Linked DNA regions of Homo sapiens: regions 1 and 3 are each linked to region 2. Evidence: read pairs that join two places in POLR2A ChIA-PET (ENCODE). Cell type or tissue: MCF 10A. All regions are shown on one strand. Region 1 has its middle 47 kb from the start of TP63. Region 2 has its middle 150 kb from the start of TPRG1-AS2. Region 3 has its middle 43 kb from the start of TP63.

The links. Peaks named below come from ENCODE experiments on the same cell type or tissue, not always from the same donor. Only the 100,000 strongest peaks of a DNase experiment are listed, where the experiment ranks them.
Region 1: POLR2A ChIA-PET joins it to region 2 with 14 read pairs; 2 of 35 experiments call an interaction of 5 or more read pairs at or near these places.
Region 3: POLR2A ChIA-PET joins it to region 2 with 18 read pairs; 2 of 35 experiments call an interaction of 5 or more read pairs at or near these places.

What each region holds. Positions count from the first base shown.
Region 1 is chr3:189,583,393-189,585,892 of GRCh38, reverse strand. No RefSeq gene overlaps it. Among named protein-coding and RNA genes, the nearest start is that of TP63, 47 kb to the left of the region's middle. In MCF 10A, no CTCF peak of the experiment used is centred here; a DNase peak (open chromatin) is centred at 1,072.
Region 2 is chr3:189,391,840-189,394,339 of GRCh38, reverse strand. No RefSeq gene overlaps it. Among named protein-coding and RNA genes, the nearest start is that of TPRG1-AS2, 150 kb to the right of the region's middle. In MCF 10A, no CTCF peak of the experiment used is centred here; DNase peaks (open chromatin) are centred at 519 and 1,159.
Region 3 is chr3:189,587,561-189,590,060 of GRCh38, reverse strand. No RefSeq gene overlaps it. Among named protein-coding and RNA genes, the nearest start is that of TP63, 43 kb to the left of the region's middle. In MCF 10A, no CTCF peak of the experiment used is centred here; DNase peaks (open chromatin) are centred at 1,440 and 1,770.

The DNA of each region.
Region 1 (2,500 bases), 190 kb before region 2:
AAGGAAAGGCAATTCAAACACTTCTTAGGGGAAGCTCTCGATTTTTGTGACTTGGTTGTCGCTACTGCCTTTCTTCCCTTGATCCAGTCCTCATTCAGTATTTATAAACACTAAAATAGGAAAAAAGATTGGCTAAGTAAGAAGGAAAGAGCATTTTTTTTTCATTAGGAACACTTTAAAGAGTGTGTGTTTACATATCTGATCTAATTTGATCCTCACAACAACATCTTGTGGAAGATATTACTCTCTCTTACAGCTGAGAAAATGGAGACTAAGGATTCAGTGACTTGCCCAAAGTCACTTCACTAGCTGGAGAGAAACTAAGACTCAAAATTGCTCTGTCTTTATTTTGAAACTCAAGATTTTTGTGTTCTATGTTGTTGTTTAAGTGGATCCTTCTTGGTTTCTGCCCTTGGGAAAGTCTTAACGCTTCCTTTCAGTGTGAGTCTGGGGAAGAGGAGGTGAGATTTCACTCTAGATCAGAGAGGGCAAAGAGCAGCTAGGTCTGCCTTGTCCTTACAGGAACAGTTTCACCTGGTCTTCCCTCACCTGTGGGAACTCTTCCTTCTAGAGCTGCTCTGGAACACTAAAATGTATAGCCTTATCCCACAGGAATAACCATCTTCCTTGCTCATTGTCGCAGCCTGTGTCTGGGGTGTTAAACTCTCTTGCAAGGGAATTTTAACATTTTTTTCAACTTTGCCCTTGCTTGTCTTTAGAATGATCCACAGCTCATTGTCCGCCCCCTTATTTTTGGATTTTGCAAACACCCTAAGGCCTTTTGAGGAAGAGTCATGCTTCCTCGTGGGGTTGTCCCTGAAGTTCATTAAAGTCTGTTTCTCCTGGCACTGCAGTGATGATGTCCCCTATGCTTTTGGCTGAGACCCACAGATCTAGCCTGATCATTGAAATAAGCTGAAGCAATTCAGCAATCCCAAATATGGGAAGTCTGAGTATAGGAAAACCCATAAAACTTCTGATGCAATGGTTGCTGACAGATTTCACCTACCTTCCTTCTCTACACACCCAACTATCCACAACTCACCCTAATATGCAGTTCAGAGTCACACACGTGCTTCTGAAGGGAGAATTTGGCACCAGCTCTCCATTCCCTAGGGCATGGCTGGGGATTATGTTCAACAGATAACTCACCACTAAGGGTGCATTGTATGAAGACAACCATTTCAGGTAGGGCTGGTTTCTTCACTCAGGCTGAATTCATGACATAAGAACAGACTGCTGGCTTTTTTTTTTTTTTTTAATTATACTTTAAGTTCTAGGGTACATGTGCACAACGTGCAGGTTTGTTACATATGTATACATGTGCCATGTTTGTTTGCTGCACCCATTAACTCATCATTTACATTAGGTATATCTCCTAATGCTATCCCTCCCCTCTCCCCCCACCCCACGACAGGCCTCGGTGTGTGATGTTCCCCATCCTGTGTCCAAGTGTTCTCATTGTTTAATTCCCACCTATGAGTGAGAACATGCGGTGTTTGGTTTTCTGTCCTTGCGATAGTTTGCTCAGAATGATGGTTTCCAGCTTCATCCATGTCCCTACAAAGGACATGAATGAGCCTGAGTAGCTCAGTCAGTAGAGCTATTAGGCTTTTAGCATGAGGATCCAGGGTTCAAGACTGCTGGCTTCATGCTGGCCTTACCAGGAGCTCACTGACCTTCCTTCCTCTGTGTGATAGATAGAAATATGCCTAGGAGCTTTAGACAGCTGGTCACCATTAGCTTTTTCCTTGTTTTTGTTTTATCATGAAAAAAAAAAACGCCCTTGTAAATTAGTATTGAGACAAAAGCATAGATTTTTCCAGAGTCACCCCCTCGTTGAAAAGCTCTGATAACTGCACAGTAATAAGAAAATTTCAGGCAAAGAGCATGGCAGAACTAGCATCAAGCATGATTTTTTCCTGCCTGTCCAATATTCTCAGCTAAGTTGCAAAAACTAGAAGATTATCAGGAGTGTTGGGGCCATTGCCCTCTAACAAAAGGGGAGGTTGTGAAGTATTTTTACCTCTACGCTTCAGACAATATGGAAATGCGGATTTATTTCCTGGGTTTCTACTATTTGTCAGACCTTATGCAAGTGGTTTACACATTTGCTTTGTTTGATTGTTATGATAGCATAGTGAAGTAGATATTGTAATGACAATTTTCAGATGACGGAATTCAGCCTCCGAATACCCAAAAGTGGGTAAGTGGGAGTTGGGCTTCAAAACTTGCGCCCTCTGACCACAGAGCTTCATCATCTATTCCATGTAGAATAAGTAGCCATTGCATCTAGATTTCTAGTCCTTGCTAATCTGTTGCATTCCAGGTCCTTTGAAAGTCCTCGTAGTGAATTTATACTGAGCATGTATTTAGTGCCATCCACATATCCAGTACTTGAGAGGGTATAATAAAATTAAAAAGCAGCTGAGATCCTCTCCTTGGAAAATTTCAAAACTAACTACAGAGAAATACATGCAGCAAATTCATAAGGAGGTTT
Region 2 (2,500 bases):
AGATCAAGGGATCTGAACTACCATTTTTCCATCTCCCCTCATCTCAAATTTTTATTTCTTAAATTGGAAACAGTCATTACTCAGCTGCTACATCATAGTAAAAACTAAATAGAATTATATTTTAAGATATATTTTGTAAGCTTAAAATGCTATACAAATGTGAGAGATTAAAATTGTCATCCAAGCTTTCTTAGCCAGTTTATATACTTTGTCTTAATTATATTAAAGTTAACTTCACTGTCTTCATTTGTATTATGGGGATAAAAATATTGCATTACCAGAGTGGTTAAAAGAACAAAATGAGTGTTGCACAAGTCTTGGATGTATTAAATGTTAAATAAAAGGTGGTACTCTCGGTAGAAGTACTGGTATTATCAATATTATTCTTATCGATCCATTGCAAAGCAATTGGTGTTTGATCCTAGCCTGTCTACAGGACACAAACGCCCTGGTTGCTGAAGACTCTGCAGAATAGATTGCGCAAAGGATATGATGCAATTGCACAATGTATGTGTAGTAGTACATTGCTCATTTAAATAATAAGTGCAGCCCAGGTCATGGCCTTTGCTTTGTACTAGTACAGCATTACCCTCTGCTAATACGTAAAGCTTTATGAGGCAGCAAGGCTAATCTTTCTTAGGCTCTTAGCCTCAATGAAATGAGGGCTCAGACAGTATCCTGTGTGCATTTTAAGCCATCACTGTCAGTGAACTTAAGCTGTTACTTCTGCCCCTTCCCCTGAAGATGGGGTTGCTACAGGCAAGTAAGTATCATTACCATTTCAGGTATGAGAAATGCTTAGCCTGCCTTTGATTTTAGATCCTAGAACCTGAGAACTGAACAAAACTCTAGAGGTCATTTGGCTCAACCCATTAACTGTCCAGAAGATGAAAGTAGGCCCAGAGAAAAAGTGACTTGCCAAAGGTTAAACAGCTTTTATCAATGCAGAAACCAGGCAAGATTTCCTGACTCCCATCTAGGGCTTGCTTGCTACTTTATTCTTCACTAGTTTAATTTGGTCTCCATTGGCCAAGACCACCTCATTGCTGGCTTTCTGAGGCCAAGCACCTGGGTGGTTTCTTATCTGAGTATTGGACTGCAGCCAGGCATGTGAATGGACAGGGATGGCTGACTCAGACTTTGGAACACTTCATGCCTAAGGGGTAAGGTACAGCCTTAAAGAAGGGTGTGGGCTCTGGGCGCTTCCCCATACCTCCAAAGTTGTGTCAGCATGACTGGCTGAGTAAGGGGGAAGGAGCATGGTCTCATCCTGCAGGGCTCCAGCTAATAGATTCTGGGACGTAGAGCAACTTTGATTACTTAGCCAACTTGGGATATGTTTAACACAGGTAAACAGAGCAGTGAACTAGCAGGGAGACAGTGCAGAAAGAGTGAAAAAGCTTTCTTATTATTCATGCATTTATTCATTTTTGCAAGAGGTATTTATTACACAAATATTCCAGTCTACACAACCAAGTAATATGACCCATATTCTCAAAAATTTTATGGTGAAACATGAGAGATGGCAACTAAAGAGCCAGGCTTTGGCCAGGCGTGGTGGCTCACACCTGTAATCCTAGCACTTTGGAAGGCTGAGGCGAGTGGATCACCTGAGGTCAGGAGTTCAAGACCAGCCTGGCCAACATGGTGAAACCCCGTCTCTACCCAAAATACAAAAATTAGCCAGGTGTGGCGGCGGGCGCCTGTAATCCCAGCTTTACGGGAGGCTGAGGCAGGAGAATTGCTTGAATTCAGGAGACAGAGGTTGCAGTGAGCCGAGATTGCGCCATTGCACTCCAGCCTGGGTGACAGAGGGAGACTCTGTCTCAAAAAATAATAATAAATAAATAAATAAGCCAGATTTTATGCAGTGAGATATGTGCCGTAACAGTGGTGAACACGAGGCATTGTAGAAACTCCAAAGAAGGCTGTATTGGGTGTGTTTGTATTGTGCATGTGTGTGGTGTTCAGGAAGGCTTTCCTGGAGGTGATGTCTGAGCTGAATCTTTAAAGATGCAGAAGGGATATAATGTCAGAGGTGTGAGAAAGCATGGTTGTTCTGGAAAATGGGTAATTCAATATGGCCAGAGAATGGAATCAAAAGTAAGGATTATTACAAGACGCTTGGCATGTCACTTTTAACTGGTAAAAATGGTCCACTTCACCTTGCTACTGAGCAAACAGAAACTTAGGGGGATTAAGCCATTCTCCCAAGACTACCAGAGATATCAAGCACCAAACCAGGATTAGCTCAGATCTTCATTTTTCAAATGCCTTTTATACTATAAACTCCGAAGAAAATATTTAAAATTATCTCCAAGGCTTCCTCAACTTAGAGAAGAAGGAGTAGTTTGGAACTGAAGTCCCATTTTCTTATGGAAACCATGGCATATATGTTGGTTCAGGATCCAAGTTTGTCCTGCACAAAGCAACTCAGCCCATAATGTACCTATAATACTTTACAAAAATAATTACAGTAACTGGCTGTCAAATATAACCA
Region 3 (2,500 bases), 200 kb before region 2:
ACTTTCCTCTCTGCTATGTTTTCCTTGAGTCGTATTTTCATTCTTATAGCTTTGCAAAATCAATAAAATATAATCATTTGAAATGCATATTTATTTTGTTATGCATTTAATTTTAACAACAATATATGAAGGCATTTAGGCATCATGGAAATGTGTTTTAGATACATATATATATATAAAAACACTAACCTGATAAATCTAGAAACATGTTTGTTGATAGACTGGCCTCAATATTGCTAATAAAAAGATCATATATAAGAGGTCTGGTCAAACTTATTGCATGCTGTTGTAAGACTTTTATGTGTTAGTGGATGCAACTGGCTTGCTAACACAGGTATCCTTGTGTTTGTTGAATGAAAACGAATGTATGAATAAATGAAAAAGTGAATGGATTTTGGATGCAGACTTTACGATAGTGTTCACCTCCAGAGAGAGTTCAATGAGCCCACCTGCGGGATTTGGAGGGCTAGGTGGGTGAGGAACCAGACATCTCAGTACCCTACTTTCTAATTTTATCAACATCTTATATAAGCCATGTGTAACATTACAGTGATACCTCAATTAACACAACCTTTGGAACAAAGGTCCCTTATAATCAAGTTGGAAGCATTGACAATAACTCATAAACTTGCAAAGCATGCTACCATGTGTCACTCTGCTCTGTGTCAGTATTCCAGTGAAGCCGCATGTCTGCACTTGGCAGATACCATTGTGCATAGCTGCCACTGGCACCCACAATCAATAGAACTGATACTATATTCCTGTTCAACTTGTTCTCTCCTCTTGGCTTTCTTTTTTCTGATCTCTTTTCAACATTAATGGCTATATCTCCTTCCACTCAAGTGTCTGATGTCCTTCTGTTCTTTAGCTTCTAATCCCCACCCTATCAAAATAAAAAGAGGTCTTGTGGATAGCTTTTCATACTGGTGACTTGCCTGATTGATTTCAGCTAATTCTGAGGTAATACATATTTATATACCAGGCAGTGCACATTATAAAACCACACCTGCCAATAGTTCTGGGAAGGGATAACACATGGTTTAGAAAGATCACTGAAAAAGAGCATTGTATGATCTATGTCATTGAAGGCTGTATTGCTGAATCACCACATGCTATTGAACTGCCAGTCCTTTTTGCTGACCTTGTTTCCACATTTACAAAATGAGAGGATCGATGATCTCTAAGGATCTTTCCAGATCTAGCTTTCTTGGATACAGAATTCATAACCGAAAACCTATGGAGAGAATTAGCTGTTTCTCTCTCAATTCCAAGATTCGGGAGAACTGAAAATGCATAGTGCCGGCTGATGTTGTTTTATCATGCTGAGTCACAGAAGAAATTTTTTTGAAAATATTTCTCTTGAAATATAAAAGGAATTATCACTAGGGTGCTTAGTAATAACCCCTTAGGGAAAAAGGCAGAGAATTACAAAACCAAGTGGCATGACACCACTACTATCTTCCCAGAATCTGGATAGAAGTTTCAAGAGTCAGGACGTGATTCACAGTGTTCTTTTTTCTTCTGCAATCATGGAATCATGTATCCAAATGCAGCCTTCATCAGCCTTTTTTCTTGAGTTTCAGTGATAAGAATATCTCTCTTGTTAACTCTGGACACATACTGAGTGTGAAAAAAAATTAGTAGCTTCAAACTACTAAAAATCCAACCAACCAACCTAACGTATCTTAAGTTGTAAAACCCAGCTTCCTCCCACTTAGTTTCTACTGCCCTTTTACCAGCCCTAGGCATTTGGAAGGTGGAAGGGGAATTCAATGTACATAATTTCCTATTACTGGATTTACATGGCTTGTAAGGCAAAACTGGGCATTTTGCCTGTAACTCTTCAGAGAGAATTTATCAGGCACAGACTCTGAGCTTAGAATTTTACTACCACAAATATAAGAAACTTAAAAAGGTAGAAAGGCATGTTTCCCTGGTGCTAAAATATTTAAAGGTATTCTCTCTTACCCTCTCCAGTTGTTCTGTCTTTACAGAGTACTGAAATCTCAGACTGATGAGGATCTTATAAGAAAGGTTATCAAATGTTCTGTCTGATGCAGTCTTCCACAGCCCCTTGAAGTAATATCTAACTTTTGCCTGAACATTGTCTTTGATAGGGAACTCATTTCCTCACAAGATGGCCAGTTCTATTTCCAAATGGCATTGATTCTAACAGAGTTCTTCTCTCTACATTAAAGTAAAATATGACTCACTACAATTTCTACCCAATGAAATGTTTAATTCTCCCTCTTGGGGCCTCATGTTAATTCCTCTTACCCTTGATATTCCTTAAAATATTTAAAGACAGCACAGTCTCTGAAATGAAGTTCCTTGAATTCTCCCAGAGAAGGAACTTGAATTACAAAATTGGCTAGAGAGGAGATGACAATTATTTGGATGTACAATTATTTCCAGGTGGTCACAACGCAGTTATTATTATTAATGCAGATGAAGTGAAAATTAGGTAGCAGGAAAAAAGTGAAAGGTTCAATTCCTCATA